3 separate regions of the Homo sapiens genome follow, and all the other regions are linked to region 1. The links are chromatin loops, found by intact Hi-C in ENCODE. Cell type or tissue: mammary epithelial cell. All regions are shown on one strand. Each heading gives the region's core, and the rest is flanking DNA. Links, peaks and the distances in the headings are about the cores only. Region 1 has its middle 53 kb from the start of TEX48. Region 2 overlaps LOC124902253 (a long non-coding RNA gene). Region 3 overlaps TNC (tenascin C).

What was found. A loop is a pair of places that touch in the nucleus more often than their neighbours do. Peaks named below come from ENCODE experiments on the same cell type or tissue, not always from the same donor. Only the 100,000 strongest peaks of a DNase experiment are listed, where the experiment ranks them.
Region 2: a loop joins it to region 1, with 13 times the contacts of the local background. A loop is called at or near these places in 14 of 110 quality-filtered maps.
Region 3: a loop joins it to region 1, with 15 times the contacts of the local background. A loop is called at or near these places in 2 of 110 quality-filtered maps.

Annotation. Positions count from the first base shown.
Region 1 is chr9:114,729,717-114,740,253 of GRCh38, forward strand. No RefSeq gene overlaps it. Among named protein-coding and RNA genes, the nearest start is that of TEX48, 53 kb to the left of the region's middle. RefSeq lists an enhancer at 9,270-9,319. In mammary epithelial cell, for the core only: no CTCF peak of the experiment used is centred there; DNase peaks (open chromatin) are centred at 3,285 and 4,285; H3K27ac peaks cover 4,038 bases.
Region 2 is chr9:114,390,973-114,401,509 of GRCh38, forward strand. LOC124902253 (a long non-coding RNA gene) reads left to right here. Exons shown (of 3, transcript XR_007061742.1): 3 at 1-1,097. It also overlaps a transcript of AKNA not described here. Among named protein-coding and RNA genes, the nearest start is that of AKNA, 8.3 kb to the left of the region's middle. RefSeq lists silencers at 7,067-7,156, 7,467-7,766. In mammary epithelial cell, for the core only: no CTCF peak of the experiment used is centred there; DNase peaks (open chromatin) are centred at 7,569 and 9,469; H3K4me3 peaks cover 1,193 bases; H3K27ac peaks cover 1,603 bases.
Region 3 is chr9:115,032,062-115,042,598 of GRCh38, forward strand. TNC (tenascin C) reads right to left here. Exons shown (of 28, transcript NM_002160.4): 18 at 10,158-10,280; 19 at 8,880-9,023; 20 at 6,200-6,319; 21 at 4,037-4,180; 22 at 3,143-3,273. Among named protein-coding and RNA genes, the nearest start is that of TNC, 81 kb to the right of the region's middle. RefSeq lists an enhancer at 3,325-4,524. In mammary epithelial cell, for the core only: no CTCF peak of the experiment used is centred there; DNase peaks (open chromatin) are centred at 2,980, 4,290 and 4,840; H3K4me3 peaks cover 147 bases; H3K27ac peaks cover 3,531 bases.

The sequences.
Region 1 (10,537 bases), core at 1,869-6,868:
CCAGTCCTTGTTAGTATCTATTTTACATGTCAATGGAGCATATTCTATCGACAGTGCTATTTCTCTTTCTTTTTTTTTTTTTTTTCAAATAAGTTCTTCAGTATTACCACATAATGAAAGCCAATCTTCTCATCAGCCTAAAAGTCTGCATTGTGCCCTTGTCAATGAACAATGAGAACACATGGACACAGGGAGGGGAACATCACACACTGGGGCCAGTCATGGGGTGGGGAGCAAGGGGAGGGAAAGCATTAGGACAAATACCTAATGCATGCTGGGCTTAAAACCTAGGTGACGGTTGAATAGGTGCAGCAAACCGCCATGACGCATGTATATCTATGTAACAAACCTGCACGTTCTACACATGTAGCCCAGAACTTAAAGTAAAATAAAAATAAATTAGTTAAGTCCACATCTCTTATCTGCATTTCTGAAATCTGTGAAGCTTCATAAACCAGTTCTTCTGCTGAGAAAGTTCTTTTTCCTAACCTCACCTGAACAGATATGAGGCTATTTGTATTCTTTATTGATCCCACTTATGATGACTGTGTATCTGTTTTGCTGCTGCTACTAGTGTCTTTGATGTATCGCCCTAGACTCTGCTGGGTATGATATACAATAGAATATAAGCAAAAATAGATTTTCTAAAATTGGGAACATTTTGATTTCCAAAATACATTAGGCCCTAAAGATTTCAGATAAAAAATTGTGTACCTATATAATGTGCCACACAAGCTGCTTATCTGTTCTCTTGTTGCTATGTGTTTGCGATTTTTTAAAAACACTACTCTATAATATAAAGATATAAAGTTACTCCTCACCAGTCCCTCCTTCCTTTGGGATTATTTCCTTGGGTACACTCCTCAGAACTAAATTATTTTACATTGGGCAGGAGCAGTTTTATAGATTGTGTGTCTGGTGCCAGGTTAGTTCCCCAGAACTGTTAAGTTTGTGAGCACCAACGACACCTGATCACTCTCTCCTCACTCCAGGGAGGGGGATTTGTGTAAGATGCTGTCTTGTTCAGATGAGGCTGTGAAAGTGAGCAAGCTGTGGGACTCCACATAAATAATCAGTTACCCTGTGAATGTCTGCTTGGATTTCTGGGTGCAATGTGGTCTCCTCAATTCTGTTGACTGGCTGAGGCCCAGGCTGTTGGCTGGCTTTCTAGGGGGTATCAATCTACTCATCATCCATCCATGCTTCCATCTTTTCACCCGCCCATCCATCCATCCATCCATCCATCCATCCATCCATCCATCATCCATTCACCCTTCTAACATCCATCGATCCACCCATCTATCCATCCATCTGTCCATCATCCATTCACCCTTCTACCATCCATCGATCCACCCACTATCCATCCACCCATCCACCTACCCATCCATCCACCCATCCACCCACCCACCCACCCCCCACCTCCACCCCGATCTATCCATCCACCTATCCACCCACCTATCCATCCAGCCAGTTATCCATCTAGCCATCCTTCCTTCATGGGATATTTGTTGAGATCCTATCCCTTATCCAGGAACCAGGAAGAATGCAGCAGGCAAGACAGACAAAGTCCTTGCTCTCATGGAGCCTGTGATACAGTGGGCATGGGGAAGGGGAGGCAGACAATAAATAACAAATAAACAAGATGATGTCAGATAGGATTAAATATAATAAAAATAAAATGAAGTGGGGTGTGGTGGCTCATGCCTGTAATCCCAGCACTTTGGAAGGCCAAGGTGGGCAGATTGCTTGAGCCCAGGAGTTTGAGGCCAGCCTGGGCAACATGGAGAAACCCTGTTTCTATAAAAAAAAGTACAAAAAATTAGCCAGGCATGGTAGCATGTTCCTGTAGTCCCAGTTACTTGCTGGGGCTGAGGCGGGAGGATCGCTTGATCCTGGGAGGCAGAGGTTGTAGTGGGCTAAGATCGCGCCACTGCACTCCAGCCTAGGCTACAGAGTGAGACCCTGTTTAAAAAAAAAAAAAGAAAGAAAAAGAAAAAAAATGAAGTGATAGGATTAGGGGAAACCTGTCTATTCTGATTTAAAAAGAAGTACCTTAAGGACCTAAGGATAAAGGCTATAAACTTAATATAGGAAGAAAGTAATCCACAAGGCTACTCTGTGTTCATTCTTCAAAAGTCACATGACAGAGGGTAAAGACTAATAGCCCCAGACACCAGCAATGATGTGTCAATACTCACAAGGCGTGGTTTGAGCTAACATCCATGCCAAGGCCATCAAGACTAGTATATTTCCACTAGTTTGTACAGGAAAATGAAGGAAGGCTTTTTGAGGAGGTGGTGCTTGATATGAGGCCTGGATGGCAAGAAGGAAACCATCATTCAAAGATCTTGGGGGAGATGCCTCCAAGCAGAAGAAATAGCAAGTGTAAAGGCCTTGAGTGGGAAGGAGCTGGCATTTTGAAGGAAGACATGGGGGCAATTTCTCCCTTCCCTCGGCCCCTTGGAAACCACCATTCCACTCTGATTCTAGGAGTTGACTATTTTAGATACCTCATGTAAGTGCAGTCAGGAAACATTTGTCTTTCTTTTTTTAAAGATAACATTGTTGAGATGTAATTGGCATATAAGACCTGCACATACAGATGTGCACAATTTGTTGCGTTCGGGCAAAAGGCACACACCTGTGCTGTCATCACAATCAAGGTCATAGACATATCCAACATCTCCCAATTGGATGGTGTAGATATAAAACAATTTCATTATTATGCAAAATGTTCTTAGACAATGCTGGTCTAATTTGAAATATAAGCAGGCCTATCATTTTCCAGGGAGGGCTTCCTTGGTGACTGTTAGGGGTTGAATTGTGTACTCCAAAATTCATGTTGAAATCCTAACCCCCAGTACTTCAGAATGTAACTATATTTAGAGATTAAAGTCTTTAAAGAGGTAATTAAGATTAAATAAGGTCATTGGGATGGGCTGTAGTCCAATATAATTGTTGTCCTTCTAAGAAGAGGAAATTAGGGTTTAGACTCACATAGACCATGTGAAGACACGGTGAGAAACTGATCATCTGCAAGTCAAGGAGAGAGGCCTTCTGACACCTTGTTCTTGGACTTCCAGTCTCCAAAACTGTCAGAAAATAAATTTCTGTTGTTTAATCCACCCAGTCTGTGGCACTTTGTTACGGCAGCCTGAGCAGCAAAACAGTGATTTTATTCTTTGATCTGCTTATAACACAGGAGAATGCATTGAACTCTTTGGGAATTCAAACCTGTTCAGTCTTGGCCTGTGGAAATATACTAGTCGTAATAGCCTTGGCATGGATGTTAGCTCAAGCCACACCTTCTGAGTATTGATGCATCATCCCTGGTGTCCAGAGCTATTATAATCTTCACCCTCTGTCATGTGACTTTTGAAGAATGAACCCAGAGTAGCCTTTGTGGATTGCTTTATTCCTGTAATTAAGTTTATAGCCTTTAATCTTAGGTCGTTAATGTATTTCTTTTTAAATTAGTAAATAAGTAAGTAATAGACATAAGAAAAAAATTCCATACAGCTCAAGAAAAGCAGGGGAAAATAAATTCTTAAGACAATAACAGTACAGGGTCAGGAGCAAGGAAATCAAATTCCTAGTTCAACATTGAATAGCTTGGATTTTAAAAATGTTATGTAATATTTTTATATATAAGATAATGTTACATAATGATAGTTACATTATCACTGTGACATTATTACATATATTATGGAATTATAGTTTATGTATATGTATGCATGTGCATATCTATATGTGTAGATATATAGTACTGTGGTTCCTCCTTGTCCTCAGTCTTGCTTTTCAAAAGTTCAGTTACCTGCCGGGCACGGTGGCTCACGCCTGTAATCCCAGCACTTTGGGAGGCCTAGGTGGGTGGATCACGAGGTCAGGAGATCGAGACCATCCTGGCTAACACGGTGAAACCCCGTCTCTACTAAAACAAATACAAAAAAAAATTAGCTGTGCGTGGTGGTGGGTGCCAGCTACTCAGGTAGTCCCAGCTACTCGGGAGGCTGAGGCAGGAGAATGGCGTGAACCCGGGAGGCAGAGCTTACAGTGAGCCGAGATCACGCCACTGCGCTCCAGCCTGGGCGACACAGCGAGACTCCGTTTCAAAAAATAAAATAAAATAAAATAAAATAAAAAGTTCAGTTACCTGCAGTCTACTGCAGTCTGAAAATATTGAATGGAAAATTCCAGAAATAAACAATTCCTAAGTTTTAGACCGTGCGTCACCCTGAGTGATGAAAACTTGTGCCATCCTTCTCTGTTCCACCTAGGACATGACTCATCCCACCATATCCACCCTGTATACGCTCCCTGGCCATTAGTCATTTAGTATCTGTTTCAGTTATCTGAAAACCTGTCTTGGTATTACAGTGTGGGTATTCAAGTGACCCTCATTTTCAAAATGCAAGAGTAGCGATGCTGGCATATTGTTATAATTGTTCTATTTCATTATTAGTTGTTAATCTCTGACTGTGCCTAATTTATAAATTAAACATCCTAGGGGTGTATGTCTTGAAAAAGCCATACCATAGTACATATAGGGTTTGGTACTGTCTGTAGTTTCGGGCATCCACTGGGGTTCTTGGAATGTATCCCCTAGGACTACTTTAAATTATGAAGAATCACATTTAAATGGATAAACCTACCGCGCACAGGGAACTTTTCTAATACTATTGAATTGATCTACGTGCTGCTCCTAATCCCATTCCTTCACCCGTCTTTCAGCAGTAAGTACTACCCTGAAATTAAAAAACATCATTTCTTTCTTTTTTTTTTTTTTTTTTTTGAGACAGTTTCGCTCTTGTTGTCCAGGCTGGAGTGCAGTGACGTGATCTTGGCTCACTGCAACCTCCACCTGCTGGGTTCAAGTGATTCTCCTGTCTCAGCCTCCCAAGTAGCTGGGACTAGAGGCGTGCCACCACGCCCGGCTCATTTTTGTATTTTTAGTAGAGACGGGGTTTTGCCATGTTGGCCAGGCTGGTCTCAAACTCCTGACCTCAGGTGATCCGCCCACCTTGGTCCCCCAAAGTGCTGGGATTACAGGTGTGAGCCACCACGCCTGGCCTTCTTTGTTTTTTTTAACAATAGGGCTTCAGTACTTCTCTATGTACCCCCTAAACATGATCTAATTTAGGATCGTTTGTGTTTTAACTTTCTAAAAGTGGTATCACACTTACATGTAGTACTCCAAGAGTTACTTCTTTTCATTCAATATTATGCTTCTAGGATTTATCCATGCTGCTTGGAGCTATAATTTCATTGTCTTCACTGCACAGCGTTGCATTGCATAAATACATAATTTAGGGCCAGGTGCGGTGGCTCACATCTGTAATCTCAGCACTTTGGGAGGCCAAGGGGGGCGGGGTGGATCATGAGGTCAAGAGATTGGGACCATCCTGGCCAACATGGCGAAACCCCGTCTCTACTAAAAATACAAAAATTAGCTGGGTGTGGTGGTATGCACCTGTAGTCTCAGCTATTTGGGAGGCTGAGACAGGAGAATTGCTTGAACCCGGGAGGTGGAGGTTGCAGTAAGCTGAGATCGTGCCACTGCACTCCTGCCTGGGCGACAGAGTGAGACTCTGTCTCGAAAACCAAAACCAAAACCAAAACCATAATTTATTTATTATCTGTTGGTAGATAGTTGGGTTCCTTGCCAAGAATATTGTTTTTGACATTCTTGTGCATGTCTCCTATTGTATATTACAATAGCTTCTCTTAGTTATGTACCTACAATGCTTTTATAATTTAAAAAGTTTGAAGGATATGTACAAATGTAAAATATGCTTGAAAGTAATTCTCTTTTTGAGTAAAATTAAGCAAATAAATATTGTTTTGTTTGAAACAATCTAGTCATAGGACATTCCAGAAACTGATCTTTTATTGTATCATTAGCAGCTCCTGTAGCTTATCTCATTTCTTACGATAAATAAAGGTAGTTCAGAATCTTTAACTCAGTAGCTTTCGTTGAAGTATCTTTAAAAGCTCATATGTGAGATGCTGTAATCTTCCTTTTATTTTCACGCCTATATCCTGATTTCTTGACTAGGTGGTAAACAATGTGAAGGTATGTAATGAAGATATATTGCCTCCATTTACGGGGAAGGAAATTGAGACTCAGCGAAATTGAGTAATTTGCCCAAGTCACAAAACAGAGCTGGGAATCAGTCCAAAACCCATGCATGTCTTGCTACGGGATGCTGTGGGTCACAGATGTTTGTCTCCTTCTCCCCCAGTGTCTGCTCTCACCTCTTGCTACTGGGGTTGGCACATGAGAAAAGGAAGCCTCTGTATTTGGCAGGCTGGTTGTCTACTAATTGCTGTCATTTCTTAAATGCCTGCTATGTGCTTCCCAGACACAGTGCTAAAAACTCTAGCTGAGGCTGAGTTAATCCTCATGACAACAATATGATACTGATGTTATTCTCTACATTTCTCAAGTTTAGGGGAATGAGACCCAGAATGAATAACATTCAAGATCACACAGGTAGAAGAGACAGCAGAGTTGGGTCTCTAATCCAGGTCTGTCTTACTCCCAAGCCTTTATTCTTTCTAAAAATATCATATTGCTTTCAGAAGGAGAAAAAGCCAAATGTGCTTCCAATGTGGTATTACTTCCCATCAGGCTCTGATTAAGTATCTGTGCCTATGTTGCTAGAAGGAGGCAGAGTGACACAAAAATGTTTAGAACGATTATGAAAACTTAATTTAGATGTGCCTCTGGGGGGATACCACCCAGGGCTCAAACCCAAAACAGAACCTTTTGAGTGATTTTTGACTTTTGATACCCGAAGTCCTAGTCCCTGCTGGAATTTAACTAGGATGATAAGGAAGTTGGTCTGCATACACATATGTAATTGATGATCTTCAGAGTGGGGTTGGGTTTAAAAGCATAGACTCTGAAGTTGGGTGGACTTGAGTTCAACCCTGGCTCTTCCACTTATGAGTTGTGCGATCTTGGATAAGTTACTTAACCTCTCTGAGCCTAAGTTTTTCCATCTTTGGAGTGGTAATGATTAACAGTGACATCTTTATAGAGTTTTTGTGATGATTGATTCAACTCATGCAAACCTCATAAAATAATGCTGCTATCAGCTATTGTTAGTATTGAGTGATAATAGTAAAGAGACAGAGCAGTGAATCAGGCTAAGCTTCAGGGATTCGTCAAGAAATGAGAGGAATGGCCAGGTTATTCCACTGTGGGTGATTAAAAATCTGTACATTTGTGTTGCTTTGTGATCTTTGGACAAAGTCCACTAGATCAGTGGTCCCCAACCTTTTTGGCACCAGGGACCGGTTTTGTGGCAGACATTTTTTTCCACTGACAAGGTTGAGGGGATGGTTTCGGGATGAAACTGCTCCACCTGAGATTATCAGGCATTAGATTCTCATAAAGAGTACACAACCTAGATCCCTCTCATGCGCAGTTCATAGTAAGGTTTGTGCTCTAATGCTGCTGCTGATCTGACAGGAGGGGGAGCTCAGGTGGTAATGCTCGCCCAGCTCCTGCTGTGTGACCTGGTTCCTAACAGGCCACAGACAGTACCAGTCCACTGCCTGGAGGCTGGGGACTCCTGCACTAGATTCTCTCAGTAGCCCTGCAAAGCTAGCAGGGCCTACCTGATGGCCCTCTACTATCAACGAGAAAGCTAGGCCATGCAGAGAGTGGGAGGACAAGTGACTCACTCAAGGTTTCTCTTGCTTTTTCTTTCTCTTCCTTCCTTCCTTTCTGCCTTCCCTCCCCTCCTCTCCCTTCCTTCCTCTCCCCTCCCTTTCCCTCCCCTCCCCTCCCCTTCTGCCTCTCCCTCCCCCCTTCCCCTCCCTCCCTCCCTACCTTCCTTCCTTCCTTCCTTCTTTGCTTTCTTTCTTTTCTATCCTTCCTTCCTTTCTTTTCTTTTTTTCAATTGATGAATAATAATTGTATCTGTTTAAGAGGTATAATGTGATGGTTATATATATACATGTCATAAAATATTAAATCAAACTAATTAACATATCCATCACCTCACCTACTTACCACTTTTTCCCCCACCTGCTCTTTCTGGGGACAGAACTCAGGTGGCTTATTTGAATCCTACTTTGGTTGAAGTTTTCCGTGTGTGTGTGTGTGTGTGTGTGTGTGTGTTTATGTGTGTTTAGTTTCCAAAGGGACTTAGAAAATAAAGACTTCCAAAAATCCCATTAAAAAGGACATTTCCTCTCCATTGCAAAGACCCAACATGACCGCTTCTTTCGGCATTTATTAAAATGGCAAATTGGAACTGCTTGAGTGTGGGTTCTTATGGAAATCATGCGTGGGCTGGCAGCTGTGTTGGCATGAGGAGGGTTTGCTTTGAAGCCCTCTGAACTGTTCTAGCTTCATAGATAAACACCTGTGGCAGAGATTGGTCTTTAAAATAAAGGGTCTTTCTCTAACTTGTGTAGAAATCAGGTATTCTGTTGTTCTTTTCTCTTAGAATTATCCAGTTATGCTTACTAGTGTTTTCTTTTTTTTTTTTTTTTTTAAATGGAGACGGAGTCTCACTCACTCTGTCACCCAGGCTGGAGTGCAGTGGTGTGATCTCAGCTCACTGCAACCTCCGCCTTCCAGGTTCAAGCCATTCTTCTGCCTCAGCCTCCCAAGTAGCTGGGACTACAGGCACACCACCACCACACCCAGCTAAGTTTTGTATTTTTAGTAGAGACGGGGTTTCACCATGTTGACCAGGATTGTCTCGATCTCTTGACTTCGTCATCCACCCACCTCAGCCTCCCAAAGTGTTAGGATTACAGGCGTGAGCCACCACACCCAGCTGAGAAGTGTTTTCTTTCCATGTTTCCAAGAAGTTGCCATAGTTATAGCTTGGGTTATTTGTACCAAAAGCAAAACATTAACATGGTACATTTTAAAGAGAATAACATAACTTTTTGACAATATAACTGGGTGGGGAAATTACCCAATCTTGGGCAGAATCCAGCTAACCTGCTGCTGCTGACAGCATGGCTGAGCTGGGTCAAGGGCTCAGGGATGTAGGGATATGAACCACAAACATGAAGGTTTGGTGTTTCATGGCAGAGAGAAGGACCTTGGCCCTGGATGGGGGTCGAGGGTTTGAGGTCTGGCCTTGGCTCTGACAGTTGTCCTTGGTGTGACCTTAGGCAAGTCACTCTCACTCTTGGGTCTTTCATTGTCCCATCAGTAAATGAGGATGTTAGACTAAATGGTGTCAAAGATCTCTTTCACTTCTGAAATTCCACGATTCTGTGAGTTCTGTTTTTGTAGCCTTGCAGCCCGTTTGAAAACCATACCCTTTCCATTTAAGCCCACCAGAGGGCGATATGCCCCACGTGTTGGTCCTGCCCCGGTCCAAGAGACCTAATCACTGGGTTAAGTGCCTTAGAAGAGGAAGCCATGACTCAATCCCTGCTTCTAGGGAAGAGAGATGGAAGTGGACACTATTTAAGTTGCTTCTTGGATCTGCGATTGACCAGGGCTCTTCACGTCCATTTTCTCTTTGATTTCATGTCAGTTCCCTGGGCCACATGCCAGTTTCTTATTTCACAGGGAACCAAGACTTAAGGAATTGAAAGGACTTACCTTGGACTAGGTGGGTTTCCAGTGGTAGGCCCAAGACCTTACCTCTCCATCTGTGACTTGTCCTTCTGGGCCTTTTCCAGTGGATCTCAAGAGGCTGCCTCTGTTTCTAAGGGGCTCCTGCTGAACTAATAAGACAATTTACACATGAGTTGATTAAGGCAAAATACGAAACCGTATTAGAGTCAGGACTAGGAGCTACACTGCATGGATAGACAAACACTTCTTTCCAATGAAGCTCTTCTTCTGGGATTTGGACTAAATGATCTGTTAAATGTGAACTTCCATAGGAACTATAATGGTCTTGATTCTATGTTGCAGACAGTGGAATCCACTCTGGCTCATTTAAGTAGCAAAGGAATTTTTGAAAGGGTATTAGGAAACTCTCAGAATCTCCAGGAGAGGCAGAGAGTGAGAATCTGAAATTATGTAGCCAGAAACCATGACTAATTCCAATGTGGGGGCTTTTCTAGAAAAAAACCCACTGCTACATTTGCTTGCCCCCTCAGATGTTCGGAATTGGGCACATCATGGAAACTAATATTGACTGAGCATCTCCTATACAGTGGGCTTTGTGCTGGGCATGTATCTTATTTAATCCTATGGGATGGGTATGGTTATCCCTAATTTATATATAAGGAATGCAGGCTTGGGGAGTTTGATGACTTGCTCAATGAAACCCACCTCTCTCTGACTTCAAAATCTAGGCTCCAACAGAACAAGAGAATATGGACTTTGGGTTGAAACTAGGAACCACCACTAGTCCCCAAAGGGCAAATTCAAGGGAGGAGGGACTTTCTCTGTGTTTCTTACTGCCTTTGTAACTCTTTTATTGTCTAGTAATTTGGAAGAAGAGGAGCACAAAGGAATGTTAAATTCTAATTTTCTATTATTATTTTTTGCCTCTGGTTCTTCTGATCAGTAGAAATAGCTGCAAAGGAAGGGAGTCTTTCCCAT
Region 2 (10,537 bases), core at 4,505-9,504, 340 kb before region 1:
CATATCCCCAGGACCCAGCACACAGGCCCTGATATACAATAGAAATACAATAAATATATCCTGGATGATCCACTCAACCTAGCTACTTGCCCAAGCCTGACTCATAGCCCTCATAACAACCCAATGAGGCTGATGTGACAACCCCATTTCACAGTTGGGTAAACAGAGGCCCCTAGAGCCCAAGCAGCTTGCCCAAGGTCACAAAGGTGATGAGCTGCAGTAGAGTTTCAAACACACAAAGACCTGGCTTCTAATAACCAAGCTTGGTGCTCACAACATTGCAGCCCGCAGAGATAATTAATACCTGTGCACAATAAAATCGAGAGTGGAGCTTCTTACCAACTAATTGCAATTCACAAAGCCAATGTTCCAATTTTATAGTGAGGCCCTGGTTCCACACAGAGCCTTTTGGTTTCCCAAAATGCTTTCTTCTCCTTTATAGCACTAGATGCTCAAGAACAGAACGTTTAAGTGGGGAGAACACGAGTATTATTCCATTGTATAGGTGAGGACACTGAGGCCCAGAGAAGAGAAGAGAAGAGATTCGTTCCTGGTCACCCAGAAAAGAAACAACAACAAAAACCTCTGACTCCTGGCCAGGTGCAGTGGCTCACGCCTGTAATCCCAGCACTTTGGGAGGCTGAGGTGGGCGGATCACCTGAGGTCAGGAGTTCGACACCAGCCTGGGCAACATGATGAAACCCCACCTCTACTAAAAATACAAAAATTAGCCAGGTGTGGTGGCAGGTGCCTGTAATCCTCCCTGTAATACTTGGGAGGCTGAGGCAGGACAATCACTTGAACCTGGGAGGCGGAGGTTGCAGTGAGTCGAGATTGCACCATTGCACTCCAGCCTGGGCAACAGAGCAAGACTCTGTCTCAAAAAAAAAAAAAAAAAAAAACACCAAAAACAAAAACAACAAAAAAAACCTCTTACTCCTACTGCCAGGGCTTGATGACTTTCACCCTTTTACCAGCAACAGTCATGTGCATGGCTGTGTCTGCAGAACCCTGCCAGCCCTTCCCACGAGCCTGAGGCACAAGAATCACTTGAACCTGGGAGGCGGAGGTTGCAGTGAACCGAGATCATGTCACTGCGCTCCAGCCTGGGCAACAGAGTAAGACGCTTGTCAAAAAAAAAAAAAAAAAAATCCACAGGGAGTCTGAGGGAAAGAGGAGGCAGGTGAGGATTTCCAGAGTGAACCAAGAAGAAATGATGAAGCCTGGCTAGGGAAGTAGAGAACCAAGTTCCAGCCTGAGTGACCAGGAATAAGCACCTTCCTTTCTCTGAGCTTTGGAACCTGCGGCTTAATGAGATTGTCTCTGAGGTTATCAGAGATTATCTTCTAATGCTAAACCTCCTGGATTCTTTATTCCATTTGCCCACCCAGGCAGAAATGCCATGCAGACAGGAGGCTGCAGAGCACAGGTGTTAAGGCACATGGGCTTTGTGGGCAAACAGAGAACTCCATGTTCTCCCTTGGAAGCTGTGTGGCCTTGGGCAAGCTGCTTAACCTCTCTGAATCCCAGATTCCACATCTGTAACATGGACCAATAATTATTTTACTGGGTTCTTGGGATGACGGATGAGACTATGTGCCAAAAGTTCTTGGCCCCAGTGCCCAGCTGGCACAGAATGACTGTTCACAAATAAATGGCCTTGCCTTTTCCGTGAAACGCCCTACAACCTGCTCCCTGCAGGACTGAGTTTAATTTTCCTCATCCACAGCTTCCACAATATCAACCCCAGGTCTAGCGATGAGTCCTGGACACAAAAAGGGAGAAGCAGTTTTCCCAAGTGGAGGGAGGTGCTGACATTTCCCTGTGACCCTCTTCCCTGCGACCCTTAAACCAGTTCCAGGGCTCACTGACCCAGCTAGAAACTCTGTCCTCACTCTGAGTAGTTAAGGAGCAGAACAAACAGCCCCTTCTCAGCCAACTGAGATAAGGGTTATGAGGAGGGTGTGGCCATATTGAGGAAAACACATACATAAATTCAAATTCATGCTCTTTTCAAAGAGTCAAACAAACCGTGCACGTGCCAGGAAGGGACTGCTAACAGCAAAACTATACTGAACACCTATTATGTGTCAAATACCTTATAAAAGCCTTTCCATGGACTCAGATCTCATTATTTAATCCTCATACTAATCCAAGGAGGGAAAAATTATGATGCCCATTTTATTTTATAGGTGAGGAAGCTGGTTTGAACCAAGCTGTTTGAATCTGGACAGTATAATCTTTTTTTTTTTTTTTTTTTGGAGATGGAGTCTCGCTCTGTTGCCCAGGCTGGAGGGCAGTGGCGCGATCTCAGCTCACTGCAAGCTCCGCCTCCCGGGTTCATGCCATTCTCCTGCCTCAGCCTCCTGAGTAGCTGCAATTACAGGCACCTGCCACCACGCCCAGCTAATTTTTTTTTTTTTTTTGTATTTTTAGTAGAGACAGGGTTTCACTGTGTTAGCCAGGATGGTCTCGATCTCCTGACCTCGTGATCCACCCGCCTCGGCCTCCCAAAGTGCTGGGATTACAGGCGTGAGCCACCGTGCCCGGCCCTGGACAGTGTGATCTTAATCACTTTGCAACTGAAACTTGCAATAGGTAAAATGGTTGGAAACAATAGCAGTGTCCCGTAACAGGTGATCATTGAAAGAAATTGTGATAGTTCCACTCAAAGGAATAATATTAGCTGCCGTTAACAGTCATGCTATTGAAGAATATCAAATAATGTAAAAATTTTGTTATGTTAAGTGGACAAGCCAGTTATAAAATAATATATATCTAGTTTGAGTCCACTTAAAAAAAAAAACAGTAAAATATGGAGGAAGAGGAGGAGGAAGAAAGGAAGGAGACAGGATAGGAAAAAGAAAGAGAGAGAAAGCAAAAGAAAGAGAAAGACATGCTTTAAAATGTTTACAACAGGCCATGCGCCGTGGCTCACACCTGTAATCCCAGCATTTTGGGAGGCTGAGGCGGGAGGATCACCTGAGGTCAGGAGTTCGAGACCAGCCTGGTCAACATGGCGAAACCCCGTCTCTACTAAAAATACAAAAATTAGCTGGGTGTGGTGACGTGCACCTGTAATCCCAGCTACTCGGGAGACTGAGGCAGGAGAACTGCCTCAACCTGGGAGGCAGAGGTTGCAGTGAGCCAAGATCGTGCCACCCCACTCCAGCCTAGGCGATGACAGTGAAACTGTCTCAATTAAAAAAAAAAAAAGTTTACAATCATTATCACTAGGTAGTAGAATTATAGGCAAGTTTTTTTGATAGGGAAGTTTACCATTTTTCCTTTTGGGTATTTTTCAAATATAACAGTTGCTTTAAAAATAAGAATGAAATGAACATGTACTATTCTTAAAAACAAAACAAACGAATACCACCTCACCTCTGTGTGGTGCTTCCTTCTGACCTTGGGCACCTCCGTCTTCAGTTGCCCCTCCTGTGAAAGGCGAAATGTATCGTTGGGTTCTTTGAGGCCCTTTACAGCTCTGACATCCTATAACATTCTGTAACCCCCACACCTTCTCCTCCTCTGTTTAAACTCTAATACAATATGTTGTTTTCTGCAATACAGCCATTATGCAACATGTGGGAACACATGAAAATCACTAAAAGGAAAGGAAGCAATCAGCGCCCAGCCTCAGCCACTTTTTGCATTTGGAGGCATGGCATGTGTTGCTGGATTGGATCCTCATAAATAATTAGGCATTTAACAGATGAAGAAAGGTTCAGAGAGGTTACACAACTTGCCCAAAGTCACACAGCATGTTAAGGCACAGTTGGGTCTGTACCCACAAATAAAGCATTATCCTCCAGATGAATCCTTAGTGGGGGACTGAGTGTGCCTCTTAGACCCTGAGACCTCCCCTCCTCAGTCCTGGTCCTTGGCTGTGGTCCCAAGACCCCGAGGAGACTGACAGCTGGACATCCCACTCTGGCCCTGATCCCAGGCTCCTTCCCCAGAAAAAGCTGAGCTGGCAGTGGGGGGGCTGGGGGGAGAATGCTGGCAAGGACCTAGGGGCTGGTGTGGGAGCGGCACTGGGCGCAGAAGGTCTCACTCGGCAATGGAGCTGGAGTTCGCCTGACATTTGGCAAGGAAGCCCAGAGCCAAGATGGAACAGCAAGCTGGGGTGCAGGAGGGAGGGAGGAGTGAGAATGTGAGACTTTGGGGGCAGGAAGCCTGGGTAGATCAGCCCTTTGCTGTTTTGTTTCAGAACTTCTCTGATATCCTCATCTACAGACAGAGGCTTCTCCTTCCCTCAGGCATGCATGTGTAAAGTAACAAGATAATGTGTTTGTACGCAGGACACACTCAGAAAATGAGGAGCTTCTGTTAGCCTCCTGGCTCCCCTGGCCAACTGCCGCACCTCTTCCCTATCACCCACCCTGACTTACCCCCCAATCCCTTGGCACAATGACAAATCTTAGGGCACCATCCTGTCAGGTTTTTCCCCTGCTTAACGACCATCCGTGGCTCCTGTCACTTTCAGGTTAAAGGCCAGACATTTTGGCCTGGAATTCAGGCTCATACCAACCTGTTCCCAAGTCAGGGGCTGCTGCACTGCATAACTCACACCGTACACTACAAAAGCCATCTCATAAAGGGTTTCTTCCCAAATCGCATACTTTAGGGGAGCTGCAGTGGGGCGCAGGCCTTCTGGCCTGGCTCCACTTGGCTCTGCCAAAAAGCCCCCAACTCCAGGCTGCCAAGCAGAAGCAAGGCTGGTCTTCCATCCCCCAACACCCTTCACCTGCAGCTGTCTTTAAAAAAAAAAAAAAAAAAAAAAAAGTAAGAAAAAGCCCTGATTTGTGGTGGTTACTAATTTTGATGGTGTTAAATACCCTTACTGAAATTGGCCATGCCAATTTCAAGCTATTGATATCACTGAATGCTGCACTGGGAAGAGATGGGCACAATCCACTCTCCCGAGCTGACACCAGCACACCCTGCACACCCCAAAGTAAGGATGCGCTAACACCAGTGAGAAGCTGTGTGACTCTCGTCAAGTGGCTTTACCTCTCTGAACCTCAGGCTTTCTATCTGTACAAGAGGGACAACAATAACACCCACTTCGACAACATCACGTAACTGATATAATCTAGATGATCAACAACAATGTTTTGAGCACCTACTCTGTGTAGGGCTCTGTACTAGGTAGACACTAGGGAATAACAATGGTGACAAAACAGATAAGAGCTCCTGCCCTCCCAAACCTCACTTCTTGCAGTAAAAGCCCTGGCACAGCGGCTAGAATGTCGCACTCAATAAATATTACCTATGATATTAGCTAATAATACCAATGGTATTATTGTTGTCATTATTCCTTCCTTTCTTTGAGCCTCAGTTTCCTCATTTATTTAGAATGTGGACTGAGCAAAAGTTTCTTATGATGCCACCTCACTCAAGCCTTAAAATGGTGGTAAAGTAGATGGGCGCGGTGGCTCACGCCTGTAATCCCAGCACTTCAGGAGGCCGAGGTGGGAGGATCATGAGGTCAGGAAATCGAGACCATCCCGGCCAACATGGTGAAACCCCATCTCTACTAAAAATACAAAAATTAGCCAGGTGTAGTGGCACACGCCTGTGATCCCAGCTACTCAGGAGGCTGAGGCAGGAGAATCGCTTGAACCTGGGCGGCAGATGTTCCCGTGAGCCGAGATCGCGCCACTGCACTCCAGCCTGGAGACAGAGCTAGACTCCATCTCAAAAAAAAAAAGAAAAAAAAAATGGTGGTAAAGTGGGCATTACCAACCTCATTTTGTGGAAGGGAAAACTGAGGCACTCAGAACTGAATCCAGGCTGGGGATCTAAACTCAGGTCTTCTTACTCCTGGTCTCCAGATCATTCCCACCTTCCAGGACTGAGGAAACATAAAAAGGACCAGGAATTCGACTGGGGATGTGAATGCTTTAAAAATACTTTTCCTTCTCCACGCCCCCACGGGGGGAAACTGAAGTGTCCATGTTGTGCACCAATTTCCAAAACACCCTCTCAGTATGACGGCCCTGTAGCTGGGACCATTCCCAGTCTCTCTGGAAACCCCTATCCTAGCGCCTCTGGCAGAGTCTGCAGGACGGTGGGAGCTGATGAAATCCCCTTGCAACAAACAGCCCCAATCACATGTTTTAAATGCAAACCGGCTGGACTTTAGGAGGCAAAGGCCCCACGTGGACATCGCCTCCCTCCTGCAGAAGAACTGTGAGACGACTGCCCCAGGAATAAACCCAGAGTCCCAAAACACCATAGGTTCCGCTCCCCTGTTTGTTAGTAAGTAAACCAGACTTAGGCCCTCTCTAACAGATGGGCAGCCATTGTTTTATTAACAAAACAGCCCCCAAATAAAACCCACCAATTCCAGAGAAGGCGCCTGGAAAAGTCGTTTGGGAAGTCCCTGTATGTATCTAACTTTAGTCTTTCATGCTTCAGTTCCAGCCCATTTCTTCTCCTTCTGTTCTAGAGGACAGGAACAATGTCTCTTTTCACTGCAGCCTGTCTCAGCTTCTCTCTGCTCCAACATAGCCCAGGTTTGTTATCAGCAATTTTCCCTTCCGACTATCTCAGAAGCAGGTCTTTAAACATAGGTAATGATGGACTCCAATCCGTCATTTCTTTCAACAAAAGCCCGGGAAAGGAGCTTTGGAAGTGTCGTCTAAGGTCACGCAGCAAGCAGACTCTGGTTCTGCCTGTGCCAGCCCCATCACACTGGGGAGAGCCCAGCTCTGCGCCTCCCTGCTGTGCACCCTTGGGCCAGTCGCGCCCCCTCTCTGGACCTCATTCTCCTCCGCAGGTGTACCAAGAGGGAACTGGACTTATTTTTGCAGCCCGTTCAGTTCCTACCATTGTCAGGGCTGCCTACCCGACACTGGCCCTTGTTCTACCTTCCCCCCCGCGACAAAAAGAGGAAAAGAAACTTGCGTTAGGCGTCCGGGAAGCGCGCGCGGCTCCGAGGGCCGCCAGGCTGCGCGGATTGTTGCTGGGTGAACGAATCTCACACAAATCCCAGACAGAAAGCCTCACCTCCCCAGTAACCACAGCAACCCGGGCCACGCCTCCAGCCCAAACACAGCCCGAGGCCCCGCCAAGGCCCACCCCCGAGCTCCCCCGGGACCCCTCCCCTCCCTGCCACCAGCCCCAGCTGGAAAGAGAAAAAGCCAACGCCCCCATTGTGCAGAGGTGGAGACTGAGGCCGGAGGGTGGAGACTGAGGAACCCCGCGGCCGGCACGGTTTGGACTGGGGCCCATACCGCCCGTCCAGGGCTCCCTCCCATTCCCGGAGCGGTGATGCGTCTCCTTCCCCGTGCGCGTGGGGTTTCCACGTGGAAAAGACCGAAAGCAGCGCCGTCCCAGTGGAACGGAGCCCACTGGCGCTGTCCACTCTCCCTCCCCATTCTCCCGACGGAGAAACTGAGTCCCAACGAGGGACAGGGACCACCCCGGACGCCCCGCGAGCCCCTCCCCGAGTCTCACCTGCTGGCGGCCGCCGAGCGCGGGTGGTTTCCTGGAGTTGAGCGGCAAACAAAGGCCTCCAATCCGGGCGCGGGGCGGGGCGGTGGCTCCTTTGCATAATCCCTGAGGCCCGCCCGCGACAGCAGGGGGCGGCCCGGGGGGGGCGGGGCCTCTGGGAGCGCACCAATCACCGAAAGGCCGCCGCCACGGCCCGCCCCCAGGAACTCGGACATAGGGAGCGCAAACCCTGCTGCAGGATGAAAATCTCAGACCTGGGAGGCTGTGTGTGCCTACTGCAATCAGCCCCACCGCAGACCCGGAGATCGAGGCCCGGTCTGCGGAGGGTAAGGCATTTACGCAAGATCGCACAGAGTGGCTCACGCCTGTAATCCCAGCACTTTGGGAGGCCGGGCAGATCACCTGAGGTCAGGAGTTCGAGACTAGCCTGGCCAACATGGTGACCGTCCCCCCACCCCCACCAGTCTCTACTAAAACTACAAAAATTAGCTGGGCGTGGTGGCGCATATCTGTAATCCCAGCTACTTGGGAGGCTGAGGCACGAGAATCGCTTGAACTTGGGAGGCGGAGGTTGCGGTGAGCCAAGATTGCGTCACTGCACTCCAGCCTGGGCGACAGAGCAAGGCTCCATCAAAAAAAAAAAAAGAAAGAAAAAAGAAAAAAGAAAAAAAAAAGATCGCACAGAGCCACAGTGAGGAGGAAATCACAAACTTCCATGGCTGAAACGGCCTGCTTAGTAACAGTAATAATAAACTTTTCTTGATCACAAATTATGGGTCAGACCTGTTGGAAGCTCTTCTGCTGTTCAGTCGTCTCCTATGAGGTAGGTAGGTATTATCACCACCGCCCCCAAGTATATTCTTGTCCAACTCCCCATCAGGCAAGCATGGAAACCCAGCCCGAAGACGGACAAGAACTTTTCCAAGGTCCCGCTGTGAGTGCAGCACAGACATCATACCTTGTCCACCACACACACACCTTGAAGGATGCACGGTGTCCAACTCACCTGGGCTCTTTGCCCCAGCTCTGCCACTTGCTGCCAGTGAGCCTCAGGCAAATGGGATTCATACCCACATCTTATGCGGTTGTTGAGAGTAAATAAATAAACATAATGGCAGGCCCGTCAGAAATAAATCAGTGGTACTAATTTAAAGAGCACCTTGACCGACCCTATTAACACAAGAGGGTTAATAAGTCCTGATGCAAGAAGAGACTTGCCCAAGGTCCCTCATCCAGCTGCATCCAAAGTTGAATGCTTTGGAATTTTTCCTCCAGGTAGAAAGCACTTGCCAGTTCCCCAGGTTGCCTGCTACTCCCTAGACACATATTTAGTAGTAAGTTTAGCAGCAGCTTCTACCCACTAAGGGCCTGCTCTGTGAAAGGGGCAAACATTTTAGCTAATCCTTCTGGGCTCTGGCCCTGGAATGTCAGTGTAGGAAGGGCCCAAGGTGTTTTTCCACACAGGTCATGGAAGTGAAGTGTTTTTCTGGGTTTGAGCAGCATGGCGGTCCTGACTCTTGAACAGAATGGGGAAACCGAGGCTTGGTGCATTGTGTAACCTGCCCAGCATTCTCCAGCAAGGGAGAAGCAGACCCTGAGACTCCATTCCCCCCAACCCCCACATTGGCATCATGAGTAAAAATGTCAGGGTCACAGGTACATGTGGCCAGGATGGACCTCTGACAACCCTCCCCCCACTCTCCCAGTACTTGAAGCTGCCTTAGCCTACCACACTGGGCCCTTCAAAAGACACCAGGACAGGTGCAGGAAAGAGCAGACCCAGGCTTAAGGCAGCTGTGGGTCCAAACTTGTCCTCCTTAGCTGTGTGACTTTGGACAACTAACTGGACCTTTCTAAGACCACTTGCAAAGGAATGTTTTTAGGTTAAAAGTTCTACTGGGAGGGGAACCCATACACTCAATGGGCTACAGCCTCAGAGTCAGGCCCAGGAATTCCAGAAGCAACAAGTCCAGAAACTCATTCCTGTCCTACTCCTTCCAAGTACAGACATGGGGCTGTGACTAACAGCTGCTGGGGGTGGCAGCTCCATTGTTAGTTTCCTATGGCTACTGTAACAAATTAAAACGGCACAAATACCTTCTCTTACAGAGGGCAGAAGTCTGAAATGAGTCTCTGGGCTTCAGGTCCAGGTGACAGTAGGGCAGCTTTCTTCTGGAGGCTCTTGAGGGGAGAACCCACTGCCTTGCCTTTCTCTGCTTCTAGTGGCTGTCTACATTCCTCAGCTCGTGGTCCCTTCCTTCATCGTCACAGCACATCACTGCAGCAACCTGTTTCCATCATCACACACCTTGTCTTCTTCTGTTAACATCTTTCTCTGCTTCCCATTTATAAGAGCCTGGTGATTATACTGGGTCCACCCCATGTCAAGACTTTAATCATGTCCGCAAAATCCCATTTGCCATATAAAGTAACATTCCAAAGTTCCAGGGATTTGAATCTGGGTATCTTTGGGAGCCATTATTTAGCCTACCAAACCCATTTTATAGATGGGGAACTAGAGGCTCAGAGAGGTAAAATTACTTGCCCATGACCACACAAGCTTTGGAGTTGAATGCCAGGAGATCTGAGGCCTAACGAAGCCCTCCTGCTGCTAGGTGGGAGGGTCATTCCCTGCAGAGGGTCAACAGCACCCTGTCAGGGGATGGCAGGGGTGCCTTCTGAAACACCAGCTGCCTCAGGGGAATCCATGGCTCAGGTCTCAGGTGGTCTGCCCAGGCTGGAAAGAGAACAAGGACAGCCAAGAACAGGATCTGGGACAAGAGCATGGAACCAACTGTCCCTAACCCACCTCTGGCAGAACTCTGGACACAGAACTGGACAAAGCAGGATTTCTCAAACTCTTCCATCTTCCAGACAAATATTGAGGACAGAAGGAATAAGCACTGGGGCCGGGACTGAGGCCGTACAGTAGACCATGTTTGCAACCTTTTCCTCCGAGCCCATCCCATATGTTTTGCTCTGACACCCGCTGTCCTAGGCTACTGGAACAGCTTGACCCACATAGGTAGAGAGCAGGAAGTGATTGGGAATTTATGGCCTCTCTCTGTAGGCT
Region 3 (10,537 bases), core at 2,837-7,836, 300 kb after region 1:
TGGCTGAGCCATGGGGCCCAGATATTTGGTCAAATATTATTCTATGTTTCTGTGAAGGGGGTTTTTTTTTGGATGAGATTAATATTTAAATCAGTAAACTTTGAATAAAGCAGATTTAAAACATAAAATGAAATAATATAAGGAGGCAATAAGCGACCTCAACCATACTTAGCTTCAGGTGTTAGAACAGTGGAAAATGTTACTAGATTATGAAGGGCCTTTAAATGACAAGCTTTGAAACTTAAAGTTTATCATTAAACGGAGTGAGGAGCCCTGTAAGGTATAAATGCTAAGCTTTGGAACTTGAAGTTTATCATCACAAGAAATGGGGAGCCTTGAAAGATGTTTGGACATGCCAATGACATAAACCAAGCTGTGCTTTAAGAAGCTTAATCTGGTAGCAAGATGAATCACACAGGGTAAGGGACTTTGAGGTCAGTTAGGTCAGTGGTCCCTAAATATAGCTCTTTATCACTCTCAGAAGCTTTAAAACAATATGATGCCTGGGCCTCATCTCAGACTGATGGAATCATCAGAGCCAGAAGTTGGGCCTGGCTATATTTAAGAAACTTCCCAAGTGATTTGAATGTGCAGTCAGTTTGGGGATCTCTTGAGTTAGGAGATGATTATAATAGCCCCATAGGCATGGTAGGATTAAAACTTAAGCTGACCTCACATGTCTCTCTTCTAGAACAGAGATATCCATGACAGACAGATGTTGACCAACTCTAACTACACTTGTAGTCTGTGGCTGGTCTCTGTGCTGCTGTACAGAGGAGGTCATTGGTTTCAGTTTGCAGGAAATCCTCTTTCCACACCCTCTTGCTAGCTTCCAATTCTTTTCAGCAAATGACCTTAGTGTCTGGGATTGGAATTCAACCTACACTCCTAGTAAACCAAGCACAACGATCTTCTCTACAACCTGCAAACAGCCAGCTTAGTTTGGGCAGTCATGCATCAGTGCAGAAGCCCCTGGAAGGTTCTCCTGCATCCTGGGAACTGGGAAGGTACCTTATCCTGTTTTCTTCAATGGGAGAATTGAGTTTCAGAGAAGCTAAAAGACTTGCTCTCATTCCATAAATTGTTGGAGGCAGAGGATGATCTTGCATGCGGGTTTCCCAACACCCTGTCCAGGACTCTTTTCTCCTATACCAGGTTGATTTTTTTTCTAAGACATGTAAAGCTGGTGAATGGACATGCAGAAAAGTAAACTGGGATGAGTGCTCATTTAATACCCAGAGGCCTTTTTGCAGCCCCCCAGTTCTAGTCCCTGGGGGAAAGATCAACTGTCAGGGATAAAGCTGGGTTCATTGAATTACTTAGGAATACAATTACCTGTCAGTTCTCTAGGCTTCTGTGCAAAGCCATTTTCTAGGCAATTAGGGTACTCTAGATCAAAATGAGACTCATGATTCAGGTAAACACAGAATCCTAGAATGCCTGACAAGGAGAAGACCTTAAAGATGGATAAGTCCAAGGCATTCATTTTACAGATGGGAACACTGACACCCAGAGAAGATAAAGGATTTGCTTCAGCTCACACAGTGAGATAGTTCATTGTTATATCAATTCCAGGAAGGGGCATGATAGTTATTAGCAATGTGTCCAGTTCTGGTTAAATATGACAGATTGGATACAGCCACTCATCTCTACTTGCTTCTAAAACCCACTAAAAAGAGAGCAAGAGAATGTAAGGTATAAATCCATGAAGATGAGGGGAATGGGAGAGGAGACAGCAACAGGTGTGCCAGAAACTTGGTAGATAGAAAGTGAGTGGTAGAGAGACCATGGAGGGGAATGAATGAAGAAGGCTGAGGTTAACTAAGGAGCATGGGCAGAGCTAGTCAGAGGCTGCTTGGTGCAAGTCACAGAGTCCAGCAAGTTCAGTAAAGGAATGTGTACAAAAGCAGAGATGTCTTTAAAGGCCAATGTGGAGTGTGGTTGAACAAAGGTTTGGTTTGTTTAGAAGCTTTTTTGTAAGAAACAGACTCTAAGATCTCCTCATTCCCTCCAACAGTCTAAATGACTGCCCTTTCCCATTCAGATGGTAGGCTGAGGTTTACTCTCTGGAAAGGTTGAGCCAGAGAGGAAGTCCGGATTCAAATCCACCAGGCTCAGCCTTCAAGGAGGCCGAGGTGCTACACTGGAAACATAATAAGATGAAAGTTTGTACACAGTGAGAGGCCAGGTTTTATGGCACTGTTATTTGGGGGTCCCCCAAGAAAACTGTGGGTACTTGCCCAATCATTCTGCAGGGAGCCACAAAGTTGACAAGCCCTGCCTGAGCTAACTCCCTATTAGCTCTTTCATTCCTAGTTCAAATACAAAAAGACAGACCATGATCAACAGACATTGGGTGGATGTCTCCAACATGAAAGACAGAAACCCAAACCAAACCAAACTCAACAACAGCAGCAAAACAAAGAAACTTGTAACAAACACTGTGCAGGATATAGAATAAAATACCAGCAACATATTCTTAGAGATAAAGAGATGATGATATAGGAAGCACAAACAAAATGCCAGAAAAAGATCAATGTGTGGAGAACAAGCAAAAGATCTTGGAAATATAAAGTGAGATAACCAAAATGAAAAATTCAATAACAAGTTTGGAAGGTAAAGTTTAGGAAATCTCCTTCGCTTGTTTGAAGATCTAAAGTTATTTCAAATTAAAAGGTAAAAGAAAGAAAATTCTTGGGTAGCGAATATAAATAATATAAACACTGGATAAAAATGGTATTAACAGTTGATATCATAAGAACACGGTGAAACATATTACAATATATAATATAAAGATACCATCTGTGAGATAATACATATGGCAAACATGCAGAGAAACCTTTTGGCCTTTGTTCAACAAAATATTAAAGGATCAAGATTCCAGCTCCTAAAATGTCCTCAAGTCTTGTAAGCAGTGGTTCTTGATCTTGGCTGCCTATCAGAACTGGAGTCTGGTTAAAATGAAAGAGGCTGGAGAGTATGATTCAGAAGGTCTGGCATGCCATCCAGTCTCTACTAATTTTTTTTTTCAGCTCCCCAGATGCACTGGGGTAGAAAAACAGCATCAGGTAATTCTTCCATACTTTGAAGATCATGCAAATGCTTCAACTAGCATTGAGGAGTTGTTATATACTTAAAATACCTTGACTGTGCCATCCACTGATTCATAGACCAGCAGGTAACCGGTGACTGATGCCCGGGGGGGTCGCCAGGTAAGGAGGGCAGTTTCCGACTGAACCTCAGTAGCAGTCAAGTCTCTTGGAGAATCGAGGTCTGGAGAAGACAGGATGATTAATATCGGATAAGATCAGCAAATGTAGGGCAGAAATTCGGGCTGGGTATCAAGAAGACTGGGTTCAAGTCCTTTCCCTACCACTGAACTACGTGACCTTTGGCAAGAACTTCCTCTGTATAAATAAGGTGGTTGAGCCAGATGATCTCCAAAGACAAATTCTCTATGGTTTATCTCATCCTAAGGGCTGGATGTTTCTAACTGGCCTTGGTTGGATTTAGAGAGAAGTATACAGCTGTGAACATCATTATCAAGCCCCTTGTTTCTAAGTAAGAGGATGGATGAATGCTAATATCAATACTCACCCTGACAGAGAGGATGGTTCCTCTGTTTCCCTGCTTGCTATAGTTTGTAAAAAGCTCTCAATGTATAGAAACCTAACAAACATCTAGGAAAAATTGCCTAAAAAATATGCCTCTTCAAAAATATTTTCCTGCCTGGAACGTGGATCATTAAATACTAGGTTTAGGGCCAGTGGGAACTGTTTTTCCACTTACAAAGCCCTCCTCTTAAAATCTTTTCCTTCCCCGTGGGGAGACCAAGGTCATTTCAGTTCAAAAGGAAATAGTGTGTTTCTTCAGGCCTTGACTGAGTGGGCACTGGTGAATTTAAGTGATGCTGATGTAATCACATTGCAAGGCCCTGACTTAAGAAAGAAGAACTGGCTAGCGGTTCCTGTTTAAGATGCAGGCTGTGGGTGGGCACCCCAGAAGGGAGAGCTTCCAGCTCTCAGTGTCTTTGTACCTGTTGTGAACTTGGCAGTGATGGTTGAGCTCTTCTGGGGCCCTTTCTCTGCAAAGATTCTCAGTGTGTATTCCGTGGCAGGCTCGAGGTCGGTCAGAGCATACTCCACTGTGTTCCCGGACACCGTGCGTGTAATTTCTGGCACTAAACATGAAATACACATACCAAGGCAGTCACCTCTCACTGTCTGAGCCATGAGTGGGCTTGGCAAACCACATACACACCTCCTTCGAACATCGAAACTTTCAGTGACCCTGCGGAAAAGCAGGTCTGATTTCTGAAATGACTCACGCTCTCTTTCTCTCTCTTGAGCACTCACCTCATACGTAAAGGATTTCTCATATGGAGACTTAATTTTTCCAGGCCCCAAATCAGAAGGAAGGGGAACTGGGGGTCAGGAGATTTTTTTCCCACATGGTACTGGCTGGAATCGCTTTGCCACTGAGACCGAGGTAGAGGACGGTCGGAGGGGACATCCCCAAGCCTGCTGCCCATGCTTAATTTGTCCTGATGCATGCTCTCCTCTCTTTGTCACTTTTTCACATGCCCTTTTATAATTTACTAAGTGTCATCAAGTCATTAGGCTGAGGGGTCACAAAAACTGGACAGCAGTAGCTGCACCAGAGCCTGGCCACTATCTCTCAGGCCTGCTGGGTCATGTCCAGTGGTGGAAAGCAATACTGATCACATTGCTTGGGGGCATGTGTTTATTTCCTATTCACAGGTGACCAACCATCCTGGTTTGCCAGGGACTGCGGGATTTCCTAGGTGTGGAACTTCTGGTGCTAAAACTGAGACAGTACCAGGCAAGCGGGGACAAGTTGGTCAACTTACCTCATCATTTGTGAGCACCACCCCCTCTTCTGAACCAAGCCCCTTGTTTGCCCTGAATCTACAATCTCCATGGTTCCCATGAACTATACCTGATTCATTTTAGGTGCAACACCATCTTTCCTGACTCAGAAGAGTTTGCTCACAGGGACTATTTAAGAATTAAAGAGTAAAAAGAATAAACCCAACATCCCTCCTCCCCATCAGTTCCCCACCCCTACCTGTGCTCTGTCCTCAAAAAGACCTCTCTTAGTTGGTTACCATAACTGAATGAAAATTTTCAGAGGCTCCAGGCACAGACGCTGGTGCCTGCTCATATTGTCACTGAGAGCAAAACAATACCAAACCATAAAATATGAAACTTACCTATACCTGGAAATTGAAATTACACAATTATTTCTAGAGTAGCTCATTACAAAATGGAGGGGTTCATTGAAAAGCACTCTCTCTTTCTCCAGTCTCTTACTTATATTTGATTTTACTTTCTGGCAGCTGTAGTTTGCTGGTGCTCTAAACAAGTGTTTAATCTGTCAACTGGGTACATTAGCACTGATGGTTGCCAAACAAGAAAACATTTCTGTTTTATTTATTTATTTATTTTTTATTTTTATTTTTTTGAGACAGAGCCTCCCTCTCTCACCCAGGCTGGAGTGCAGTGGTGCGATCTCGGCTCACTGCAGCCTCCGCCTCCCAGGTTCAAGCAGCTCTCCTGCCTCAGCCTGCCGAGTAGCTGGGACTACAGGCATGCACCACTATGCCCAGCTAATTTTTGTATTTTTAGAAGAGACGAGGTTTCACCATGTTGGCCAGGCTGGTCTCAAACTCCTGGTCTCAAGTGATCCACCTGCCCTGGCCTCCCAAAGTGCTGGATTACAGATGTAAGCCACTGTACCTGGCTTAAAATTTCAGACTTTTTAATTAAATCTGCTAAAACTAGCTTCTTTTGTGGTCTCTGAAAAGTTGAGACTGCTCAGTATGGCCTGAAGCGGTCTGGTTAAGATTTTAGATTCTGGTTTTCTTCTTTGTAAAAGATGACAACTGTTTCCTAAACGGGGTGTCTCACACTGGTAGGCAGAGATACTAACAGGAGAGGAGGAATGGGCCAGGAAAACATGTAGAGGCTGGAGATGTATTTTTATTTTTATTTTAAATGACCTACCAGACTCCCTTGAGGTTTCAGTTGGGAGCCACATGAACATTACTGGCCTTTTCAACCTACCCATGCATTTTTATCATCCTGTACCAAATGTGGCAGGGAGAAGAGCGAATGGGAAGAGTTTACAGCAGGAAAGACACTCCTTAGAGTGAGGAGAGACTTGGACAAAACCTTACCTTTCTCGCCTGTGTAGGAGATGACATAACTGTCCACAGTGGCAATGGCTGGCTGCCACCTGGCCAAGGCTTCTGAGTCAGTGATGTTGGCTGTCACCAGGCCAGATGGGCCATCCAGAGCTGCAAAGAAAGATGGTGGACAGGAGGGAAGTCATTGGGTGGGACATCAGACTCTAGCTGCTCTGCTGTCCACACTGCTTATGGAGTCCTGATGTTAGGACAGTGTCAGCTGCATGGAATGGTTCAGAGACCTAAGCCTGGAGCCAGCCTGACCTGGCTTTGAGTAATGACTCCCTCCCTTGCTGGCTCAGTTACTTTGGGCCTCTATATCCTCATGTGTAAAATAGGGATAGTAATTCTGGCTGGTTTCATCTTCAGTGTTATTTTGATTTTTCCATTATATTATGGGTGGAAAGGAGCTGTGTAAACTGAACAAGGCTGAACACATGACAAGAATTATTATTGTTTATATTACTTTCCCCAGAGAAAGAACTTACACAGAGGGGACTTGCATAGTTAAGACTGCCCGAGCCTTTTCTTTTCTTTTCTCTTTTCTTTTCTTTGCTTTTTTCTTTTCTTTTTTTTGAGACAGACTGTCACTCTGTCGCCCATGCTGGAGTGCAGTGGCACGATCTCGGCTCACTGCAACCTCTGCCTCCCGGGTTCAAGCAATGATCCTGCCTCAGCCTCCCAAGTAGCTGGGATTGCAGGTGTGCACCACCAAGCCCAGCTAACTTTTGTATTTTCAGTAGAGATGGGTTTTTTCACCATGTTGGCTAGGCTGGTCTTGAACACCTGACCTCAGGTGATCCACCTTCCTTGGCCTCCCAAAGTGCTGGGATTACAGGCGTGAGTCACCGCACCTGGCCCCGAGCCTTTTCTGAGCTTTGAGTGGTATTTCTCCTTAGATGGCTTGCAGAGAACATAAAGCCAGGCTCTGGAGGCCGGTGGTCCCGGGTTCTACCATGGCTTCTCTGCCTGGTGCCTCTGTGCCCTGGGAAAATTCATTTCCCTTCTCCAAACTTCACTTTCTTCAGCTGCCAAAGGGTGACTGTTTAGTTAATAAAGACTAGCTAAGCAATGTGTGATGTGTAAGATGTACTAGGGAAAGCTCTCAATACTTGCAGTTGTTATTAAGATCTCTATTAAAGGTATTTGAAGTCTTAAGTATGGTTTTCAAATGACTTGTTCTGAGAAAGGATGGATATTCAAAGGATATTTATCCCTGGCCTCTTTTAACTGACCTCTCCTACTACCCAACATCACTTTCTCAGAAGCCAGCATGAATCTGACCATTTCCTCTTGCTTTTGCACTTACTACTCAATTGTGCCCATGCCAGCAGCCCTGGCGAGGGTGGAGGGAAGCTATCCTCAGCTCATTTCACAGAGAGGCACCTGAGCCTTGAGGGATGAAATGACTGGTCTGAGAGCCAGGATGTGGCAGGGCAACTGGGGAGCCCACATTGTCCACTCTGAGTTCCTTCCTGCTTCACTGTGCATGGACAGAATCTCCTTTAACTGGTGATGACAATGGGGCATTGGGAGGAACTACGTTCAGCTTTTGCCATCTGTTGCCGTGGAGAATCCACTGATGAAAGATTTCTTTGGGGAAATAAGGGCCTGTGAGGCAGGGTGGACGGGACTCTGGGTTCAGATGGGATATTTTAATTGTGTGTTGTCAACTCTTTCAGGCTATGAGGATATTTTTAAAATTTCCTATGAGGTCTATTCTTTGTATCCCTTAATGAGTTGGACTGGATAATTGCTCACATATCAAAGGATAAATTGTTTTGAGACATGGCTGTCTGAAGAGAAATTTTCCACTTCATTCTCCTTCAATGCAATTCATTATTTTCCCCTCTTTACAGTGTACTGTACAAATCAGGTTACACTAGGAAAGGAACTCTTTATTTTAGAAGGATAGAGAGTTTGGAGTCAGACCGACCTATGTTCAAATTTGGTTCCAGCATTTACTAATTATGTGGGCTTGGCCAAGGTATTTCATTTGTCTCAGTTGTCTCCTCTGTAAAATGGGGATGATAATAGCTGTGGGGATTAAATGTGAAGGGTTTAGTAACAGTGCCTGGAATGCAAGAGCCACCAAATAGAGAGGAGCTGTTTTGTAGCTGTCACCATCACATGCTCATGTGAAACACCTGCTTTGAGGGACACTCACAAGGGTTCCAGGCAATAGGCGGGGAGGTGAAGGTGATGGTGGGCTAACATGAACAATTGTATTTCAGGATGCTTTACAAACACAGCTTCATGTGATCCTTACCATACCCTGTGAGGGAAGCAGAATTGTGTCTGTTTTACAGAGAAGGAAAGTGGACCCTAGTAAAATGGACTGATAGCTCATGTAGTTGGTAGAATTTGGATTTAAATTCAGGTAAGTATGACTCCCAAACTTGGACTTTTTCTTTCACAATAGTCCAGGAAATGGAGGCCCAACAAGGTTAAGGTCACCCAGCTCACCAGAGGCTGGGATGGGCCAGAAGAGAGGCCTCTGGCACTCTAAATCCAGTTCACTTTCCACTAGGATCTCATAAATAAAACCCCCCTTTTTTTCCAGCTGCTGAGTCATGAGCTACAAGGCTGAAGGTGAGAAATGGCATAGGATGCACAAGTGACCTCTGAAAAATAGTAACACACACACACACACACAACCCCACCAACTCACCTGTGGTGAATGACCCTGAGACAGGTTCACTTTCCTCAAAGCCCTTCATGGCGATGATGCTGACAAGGTACTCCACGCCAGGTATGAGTTTCACCAGCCTGGTCTGAGTCTTGGTTCCGTCCACAGTTACCATGGAGGGTGTACCTGGAACACAGTAAAAGCAAGATGAGGAATAATGAACCTCACTGACACTTATTCACTGTTGCCCCCAAAAAGAGTGTATCTGATTTAGAAATGAAACTATATCTTCATCAAACACCACTTTCTTGACTTCTCATTTGCTCCTACCCTCTGGCATAAGGGAAGAAGGCTTACTTTTTGTATGCTTTTTCTATTGGTGCAGATGCCAAAAACAAAGCCAGGAGGGGCGGGGGAAAACATGAAGTCACAACGTACTAAAAATGGCAAGTTTCCGTTCAGTAGAGAGCTGGCACGTTGTGCAAATTTTATCTTATTATTTTTCCCCACAAACAATATGGGAAGCTTACTATGTAATGTATGTCAGATCTATTGCACCCATTGTCTTGGCTTAGGATTATAGACTCCCTTACTAGAGGAAATTCTACTTAAGAAAAGAAAGTTGATTATAGTCAAGTTTGTGCTGCAGTGTTTATTAATAAACACAGAAATTGTATTTCTTAGAATTTGGGGGCTAGTGAAGAACTTGCACATCAGCTGGTCAGACTTCCTATAGAGACAAAACAGCATTCCTGTGAAGAGGTTATTAACCATCCTCTCTTTATACACTTTCAGCAACAGGTAGCTTACTACCTGCCAGAGTGTCTTTAGGCAGATTTGACTGGGCTTCCTCCTTGTGGTCTCTATTATAGCCCATGCGCTTTGAGTTAGAACTCACAAATTTTCTAAGGCACAGCTTGCCATCATTTGCTGAGACAGACAGATTTGGTACCCAAAGGTAAAACTTCACATATATCCAAGACTAGCTTTTCAGATGAGTGTGCGCAGGGAGAGAAATGCCAATATATTTAGAATCTTTTGCCATTGTGTGCAAACAATACTAGAGATCTATTTCTCATAGAATTTTATAATTTCAAGGTTAAAAAAGGTCTTGTTCAAGTGACCCTTCACAAGAAAGTTTCTTCTAAGAACCTCATAGCACTTTACAAATGAGTTCTCTTCTCTCCAGATGGTCTCACAAATAAAGAATTCATTTTCTTTGATCATGATGTTAGAGGATGAAAATTATCAGGGTCTTTTTCATGAATCCATCCAAACCCACAACACTCCTCCTCTCTCTCCCCTTTCCGAGTCTCCTACCTCCTGTAATGGGCACATAGGTAATCCGGAAGCTCTCCACTTGGGCTGTGGGTGCCCTCCAGCTGACAGTAGCCGAATTTTCAGTGATGTCTGAGAAAATGACTTCCTTTGGGGAGCCCATGGCTGTCAAGAAGAAAGCACAAGAGAAGCCCAGAAACAGTTAACTGTCTTGTTCATCAATGGTTCTTCCTGAATTCCTTATTTAGGAAAACTCAGTGCCTAGAATTTGTGTCTGAGCCAAGCCTTTAGGATGGAGAATGTGGTGATCTGTGGTTAAGTTGTGACTTGCTAGGACCAATTGTTTCATTTCAGGTACAGGGCCCAGGGTTGTAGAAAAGTCATTTGGTCTAATTCAAGGGGAGTGATAGGACCATAGCTGA